2 separate regions of the Homo sapiens genome follow, and region 2 is linked to region 1. The links are chromatin contacts, found by Hi-C or POLR2A ChIA-PET in ENCODE. All regions are on one chromosome and are shown on one strand. The core of a region is the stretch at or near the end of the contact, and the rest is flanking DNA. Distances in the headings are between cores, read along the strand shown.

What was found. Hi-C counts contacts between places; a loop is a spot of excess contacts on that map. ChIA-PET counts read pairs that join two places held with the same protein, here RNA polymerase II (POLR2A). Pooled maps may share reads with other maps.
Region 2: a loop to region 1 is called in a pooled map, with 11 times the contacts of the local background. The contact joins two enhancer-like sites. A Hi-C loop is called at or near these places in 1 of 37 single-sample maps with no recorded cell type and 3 of 50 pooled maps. POLR2A ChIA-PET finds 5 or more read pairs at or near these places in 1 of 52 experiments (activated CD4-positive, alpha-beta T cell).

Annotation. Positions count from the first base shown.
Region 1 is chr4:38,130,635-38,134,538 of GRCh38, reverse strand. It overlaps TBC1D1 (TBC1 domain family member 1), which reads right to left. Exons shown (of 22, transcript NM_001396959.1): 21 at 1,282-1,455. Among named protein-coding and RNA genes, the nearest start is that of PTTG2, 170 kb to the right of the region's middle. RefSeq lists a silencer at 1,462-1,601. Within about 2 kb of position 2,123, at least 28 of the 41 ENCODE cell types and tissues checked have a DNase peak (open chromatin) inside an H3K27ac peak, as active enhancers do.
Region 2 is chr4:42,626,430-42,630,333 of GRCh38, reverse strand. It overlaps ATP8A1 (ATPase phospholipid transporting 8A1), which reads left to right. Exons shown (of 37, transcript NM_006095.2): 2 at 3,225-3,339. Among named protein-coding and RNA genes, the nearest start is that of ATP8A1, 29 kb to the left of the region's middle. RefSeq lists a silencer at 3,317-3,366. Within about 2 kb of position 1,978, at least 15 of the 41 ENCODE cell types and tissues checked have a DNase peak (open chromatin) inside an H3K27ac peak, as active enhancers do.

The DNA.
Region 1 (3,904 bases), core at 874-3,373:
GACCACCTACACTGTGTACCCCTACAGGCCAGACAGGCTCTTCACCCTCTGGAGACTTCCCTTGAGTGATGGCTGAGACTTCCAGGGTAAATTGTATACAGGCATATTTTCAGTTAGGACATCTCAGGGGAAAAAAAGAAGTTAAATTTCAGAATGTGAGTGGTTATTAGGGCTGGGCAGGAATAGCATTCGGTCTTGGTTCCTCTCTTTCACATATCTGATAGGGTATGCTGGGATGGAATGCCCGCTGGGAGGAATGCATTTCAGATAGCTTGACTCACTAGGCTGGCCTTTCTCACCTTGCTGCCAAGCTTGTGTCTGCAAAGCTCATCTTTCTATGAAGAAAAATCAGAGGCTTAGATCAGAATGGAACTTATTCTCAGGACAGCCCAGGAACACCATAAAAATTTCGGCAAAAATATGTATTTTTATCCACAGCCACTCAAAAACAACTTTTAAAAACACCCTCAAAACAACTCCTTAACAGGGACAGCACTGCTACACACTTGTGACATTAAAAAAAGTAGAAAAAAGTAGAACATATGGTTGCTTCATGCCATCAGATTGACAAAAGAGCTGCACTCCGCAGTTAGGTGTTCTTTTGGGCAGTGTGCCTGGGTGATGTGGGGGTGGGGGTGATGCTGGACCTGGCCAGCTCTGGTCTCCGTGCTGCACCTCAGTGCTTGCTCTGCACACCCTCCTGCGTGCACAGTCTCAACTGGTCTTTCTTCTGTATGTCCTCACCTGAGTATATCCGTGTTGAAATGGAAGTTTCTAGAGGGGAGAACTGAGACCTTCATTAATCAAATCTTTGTATATGCACCAAGGACTCACAAAGAATTATCATCTCTTCTGGTTTGTTATATTTATTTCTGTGTTACTTTCCTCCTTTACCATCCCTCTGTGGACCTAGCTGGTTTTGCTCATAGAAGTTAAAAGCTCTTAGATTCTCTTTGAGTAATGACAACGGCTGGCATTCAGCTAACAGGCCACGGCATCCTGAATCCAAGTTCATCTCTGGGCCTGTCCCCTAAAAGAGTTAAGTGCAGAAACAGCCTCTCAGAAAGCTCTGGGACTGCCTGACCTTAGCAAAGGACAATCTGTCTGCTCCATAATAAAAAGGACCCATTCTCCCGGGATACCTTTGATCCCAACTATAAACAGATCAGGGTGGGAAAGGTCCTCTGGTCATGGGAAAGCCCAGCCTGCTGTTGCCTTTGGTGAGTTAATGAACTACCATATATTTGTGATTCAGGAAGCTGCTTTATAAATATGCTCTACCTGCAACTGTTCAAGGAGGTCAAGGTTCTGTTTGCGTAAGCTGCTGTTGGTTTTCTCTAATTTATCCATTCTTTGGTTGTCACTGAGAGGAGAGGAATCGATAAGTTCTTCTTGAAGGACGTGGTACTCAACTTCATAAGCTTGTAACTGTTTAGCGATGTCCATTTCAAATACCTGTTATAGAAAGAAAAGTCATCACGTACTAAAACTGAGAAAAACCCCACAAGTACAGGCAGGCGTCTGCAATCACGACAATGCGCACCTGTGAAGCGTCTCCTCTACGCTTAGCTCTACACTTGGTACTAGAAGTAATAAATAAGAAAAACTACGCACTGAGAAGGTAATAATTTTACTTGGGACAAAAGGATATAAGAAACATCTAGAAATAATTCCAAGGTAACATTAAGTACAGGTTTTTGATACTCACCTTCCAAAAGCCAAAAAAAAAAAAAAAACCTCTCATTTTTAAAGACATAAAAATTTATTTTTAGTTCTTATTTCACTTCTTTTCTCTGAAAATTCTGTTAGGTTAGATACATCAACTATGGGTTAAAAGGAGAAAAGAAACAAAAGAATCATAGCCTGTTTGCAGAGTCACCAAGTCAAAGTTTAATTATAGTTCAGTTGGGTTTTCAGAGTTACAAGAACAGCTAAGTAATGGGACTGTTTACTAAAAAACTCTCCTTTGCACACAAATATGCAGAAATGAGCCAAAACCCACATGTCACCCACACAGATGAGTGAATACGAAACGATGCCTGAGTTGTCTTCTTTCCCACAATAGTAATGGTGACGAAAACACCACACGTGTGAAAAACAACTCCTAAGTGCCTAAGTGACTCAAGCCGTCCGTGTCTGTACTTTCTCTTGGTAAGGAAGGCAGGGCGGAAAGCAGAATCAGAAGACAGCTGCTGCTGCTGCTGCCCAAGGCATTTCCTTTCTTTCCAGTTGTTTCTATGAGAGAACCCCAGGGGCTGGGGCCTCTCAGCACAGCAGTGAAGCCCTAACGTTTATCTGATGGATCTGAGAATGCAGTCAAGCTGGGACCATCTTAAAAGAAAAAAAAAAAAAACCCTGCTAGATCAGAACACACATTCAGAAAGTGAAGTCAGGCTTTAAAAGGGCAGAAACTGCCTCTCTATTGCATTGCCTTAAGCAACTCCAATATTGTTAAAAATCAGTGTAAAACTACTTCTTCTGATGGCTCCCTACTGGCATTCAAACTAGCCTATCTTCCCTGGAATCAATTTTCAAAAACCATGTTTCCTTTCTCACCATTCCCAACAATCTTATTTTCTCTTCCTTGAGATGAATTTTTCAGCTTGCTGTTTTTGATTCAGTGGATAATATTAATAAGGCACAAAAGTCATTTGATGCCTAAAAACTAAAATCCATTATATCTGTGGGGTGTGTGTGCATGTGTGCGAGGGGAGTAAGAGGGAGAGAGAGAATTGTTTACTGGATTGAACTGATTCTCTTTTGTCCTTCAGAGCGACCGTGAGGTCAGCAGGGATTATTATCTCCATTTGACAGCCGAGGTAACTGGCTCAGAGGCTTTGAGTCAGCCTTAAAATTGCGGCTCCACTGGCGACTCTATGAATGACTTGAGCTCGGTACTTAACCTCTCTCAGCCACAGTTCCTGGCCTCCCACCTGGGGCAGACAGCGCCTACCTCCCAGGATGGCTGTGAGAATTAAACGAGGCAACTCCTGGAAGTTCCCAGCACACGCCTGGCAGGTTGAGCAGGCGCTCTCTTAGCTAAGGGATCTGCTTCCACACACCTGCCACAAAACCCTCACATTTCAACCTCAGCAAAACCATCATCAATGGATGCCACGTCATGGAACTTCTGAATAGTCTGAACAGTAAAAACCACAAATGTTAAAACTGAGATTGTTTGGCACTCATGTATAATTATAAATATGGTGCTGAATAAATGTCATGTACACTATTACTTTTTTTCTTTCACAAAGATTTAAGTGATCTCCTAACCTGGAAAGCCTGGGAACAAAACCTCTGGCTTTTCCTACGGATTGATGTTCTGTGTTAAGTTAATGGCTCTCAGCAGTACCCAAAGCCATAAACTCTTCCAGGCCTCCATTAATCCCTAGGAACCACCCTGGGTCACAATCATCTCTGCTTAATTGCCTGATGATCTCCTGACTGCCAAGACTCCTAGGCCCTTCATTCTGCAGTTATGCCCCTGAATTTACCCCAAACCATGGCAATATGAGGCTGGTGGTCAAAGGAGAACCCTGGTCACTGAACGAGGGCTTCAGCCCTTGGGCTAATTACTTGGGGAAAGAAAAGAATTGGGAGGGGCGCCTGTCCTTGCACACTTAGACAGCACAAGTGATCCACTGCCAGGAGCAGTTCTCAGCCAGAGAAAGAGCAGGAAGGCCTAACATTAAAAACCCAATCCTTTGGTATGTTGTCTCAGATGAATAAAACAGACGAATATTAAAAACTAGGTGTTGATAGGAAAACAAGATATATACACTTTAAGGTGTTTTCATTTCTGGTCTGAGTCACTCCTGAGGCTGGACAAGTGCAGTGCCCACCTCCCCCAGGGTCTTGCCTAAGCCGTTCCCTGAGCACTGGTCACTACACAAAGCTGCAAGGT
Region 2 (3,904 bases), core at 729-3,228, 4.5 Mb before region 1:
CTAAATTATTAAACAGCAAGGGACATGGGTTCCTTCCTTAAAACGAGGAATAGAACTCCATGTATAAGAAGGAATACCATCTTAGTTTGACCCTCTTTGGGGCAGGGTGGTAAAGGATTCTCCTATTTTGATTGCCTTTGTCACCATTCTAATAGCTCAGCTTAGGCATTGCCCAGGTATGCACATGTAGCTCTTTATGTGGTTATTATAGCTGATGAAGGTGGTGATATGCAGAGGAAATAAAAAAATGAAATCATAAAATAGAATTATCTGGTGCATATTGAATAACTTTCAATTTTGAATGTAGCAAATGTGTTTTCACCTTTAACCCAGAGCTGTGAGATCAAAATTGCTACCTACCTTCCTCAAAGTGTTGGTTCATTAATCAAATGGAAGAGTCCGTTTCTCTTTACATGGAAAGAGTCTGGATTGACAGGTTACTTACGTTAAGTCCAGACCTAAGTTGCCCATTTCTGCAATGTAAGATGATTGCATTGAAGAGTTTAATTATAATGGTTACAAACTCTCACTTCCAAATTAGCAAAAATGCTAGTCTTTTTCCCAGGTACCTTCATCAGAATATTCCTGAGGATCTCTGAGGTCAAGTATGTTCACTGAGATATTTCTGAGAACCTCTGAGGTTGCTGTGCCTGTTTACTGCTAGCTTGCTGTCACCTGCTAGGAGTAAACAGAATTGGATACATAACAGAAGGTGATACCTGCAATCTCTGGCCTTCAAACATTCTGGGAGTGGGCTTCAGGTGCCTGATGGCTCTCCATGTCACTGCTGAGGAGACAGGGGAGAGGTGCCTACCAGCTCCACTGGCTGAGAGCCTCACTCCCTGCTTTCAGTGCAGATCTCCCTTCCTCAGTATCACACCTGGTCAGGGCACAACAGAGCGAAGCGTTCTGCATACATTCAGCTTCATGTACAATATCTTTCCAAAGCTTTTCTGTAATGCCTGGGTAAAGAAAGCCTATGTTGTCTGTGAAATCCTGTGCTCAGAGCCATCCAGTCTCTTCGATGGTCCTACCCCTGGCAACAGTTTACAGTTTAGATTTTCCCCTTCATTTTGGTGAGTTTTCTCTTTAAAGATCCCTTATTATCTGACCTAGGTTGGGCCCCTACTAATCCATTAGGATTGTTTTAATTACTCTGATTCCCACATAAGGGATGGGGTTAATTCCAGTCCCTTTAGTTCAAGGAAAATCCTTTGCCCCACAGAAATTCTTGAATACAAGTTAATATCTGAGGGGGAGATGCAGTATCCAATTGCTTTCAGTGGATAGCAATATCCAGTGCTCTCCCAGCAGCGTTTGAGACCTCAATGTAAGTAGGTGTGTCTGGATGGAGTAACACCCAGTTCCTCAGCTAAGGACATCCAAGGGCGGGGCCCTCAAAAGTCCCATTACATAAAGTAGATACAACACTCAAAAGTCCATTATATAAAGTAAATACAACACAACCTGAGAACATCAGCTCAGAGTGGAGTGAAGAGCTGGTTTTTTTGAGGCTCTCTCTCTAATCCAGAGGCGGGGAACAGCACACTCTGGTCTTCATGCTACCACGAAGGAAGACCTAATAAAGGACTCAATTTTTTTTAAAGATTGATCTCCCTCTATTCAATAACCCATGTGTGAAATTTCAATTATACAAAACTAGAGGGAAAAGTATGTGTTTAGAACATGGTGTAGGGAAACACTGTGAGCAAAGCTGCTGATTGGGTCTGAAACTGCAAAATGGGTGTGACAGAATCTACTCGGAGCCATGTGACCTCCAGGGTGATAAGGATACAATGTGCCTCTCACCCTGTGCCCCTCCTACTTGGAAAGCTTTCAGTGGTTGGCTGCCAAGCAGAGCGCAGGGTCCTCTGGGACCTGGCCTGCGTGCTTCCTCAGCGTGGTTTCTCGTCCGCCTTCTGTCTGTGCTCCAGCAGCACTGCCCTGTTTGCTCTCCCCTGCACACATGACACCGTTTCTCACACCCCAGTCCCTGTGCTCATGCTTCTCACCTTTGTAGAACACCTCAGTGATTTTCTGGTTTCATACTATAACAAACCCCACAGGCCAGCTTTTCACATAGTTGTTACCAGCACTTGGCCAACAGTTGTTTTTTCATCAGTGGGTGGAGCAGCTTTTCTTGCCCCCAAAAAACAGTCAACCACTCATTTTTCATTGGGTATATGTATTCGGCAAACATTGGGTACCTGCTGTTTGTTGGCACTGGTGTTGAGAAGATGAATAACACACCCTCTATGGCCCTAGGGAGTTCCCATTCTGGTAGGGGGAACCTGACTCAGGCAGCAACAAAACCTTCTGGTAAGTGTTTTGCTGAAGAGTGGGGAGGTTCAGAGGGCTGTGGAAACCCAAAGACGTTTTACCTAACTTGAACATCATAGAACACTTCAGAAGAAACCACATGTCAGCAGGTCTTATGGGAGGAGTTGGCATTGGCTAGGCAGAAAAGAGAAGAAAAATGGGTTTTGGAGATACAGTACTGTTGTCACCCCTTTGATTTTTCACTAGAAGACACAAAAAGCTGTTTAAAATACTATCTGTTGATATTCTGTTCTAGAACTTGTATGTATTTTTTAAAGTGTTTGTCAACATTGCAACAAAGTACCCAGTTGAATGTATCCTGTTGTTTCAATGATTATGAGATGACTTGAAGTGCTCTTGAGAAATTTAAAGTTCGTTTGTGAACATGAATTCTAACTGGAGAAAAAAATAGGTGATGATAGTGAGTTGGATCATTGTTGCAGTTCTCTATTTAAACCTTACTATTTATCTTTTCTTCTGTCTTCATCTGGGAAAAAACCCAGAAAAGTATTAAATGCATATGCTTTAATTTTTGACTATATTTTAAATTACCTTGTTAGTTTTACCTAAAACTGTAATTTAAACCAGTTTAAAATTAAGGTTTACTTCTGGGCATCTTTTTATATAGTGGAAGGAAAGAAGTTGAACACTTACGGGGGAAATGGAAAGTTGATGTTATGTCTTGTTTTTGATATGGCTCAGTTTTTACATGACTGTTAAATGCTGCCCTTTAAATCTAGTAGAAATGTTAAATATGGGGATGTTACTTTTTATTATAAAAGAAACAACAGTTAAGGGGAAGCAAGTAGCTTTTAACAGATTTCATATTCTAGACTAGTTATGAAATCTGTTTTTGGTCTGGACAATAAAACATTTCTTGTACAATAAGAAGATCTCTTTTTAAGGTTATGAGAAGACAGATGATGTTTCAGAGAAGACCTCACTGGCTGACCAGGAGGAAGTAAGGACTATTTTCATCAACCAGCCCCAGCTGACAAAATTCTGCAATAACCATGTCAGGTAAGAACTACCAAAGAATGCCATGAGACCAGCCAGCAGAGCAGAGCTGGTTAGGTCAAAATGAAAATGCTTGCAAAGAGCTTTCAGTGCAGTCAGTTAATATTTGAGAGCTCCCTGTTGGCAGTGTGAATAGGCTGTTTCCCCATCTTCTCTCCCATAGAGAAATATTCATAAGAATCTGGAAATAGCGAGGAGCAGAAAGAATAAGCACCCATCCTCTGCCGATGCTGCATAGATATTGAATAATGAAAGCTGCTTATGTGTAAATGCCTCTGTCCTAAACCTGTTAATAGAGCGATGCGTTACTGGTTTTGGTTAGCAAGTTTTAACATTTTAGAAGAGGTCTTTGCAATTCTGCACCAAGAATTCCTTCTGGTTATATAGTCTTTAAGTATTGGTTTTTGATAGTTGTGAAGTTTAGTATGGTGTGGAGGAATGGAGGGCTGTGCGAATTACTTCACTGCACTGTTGTGTTTTCATTCCAACAATAATGTAAAAAGTATCTGTGTAAGCACTGGCCACTTATGCGGCTTCTGGGACCACATAAACACCTTCAATACCAATA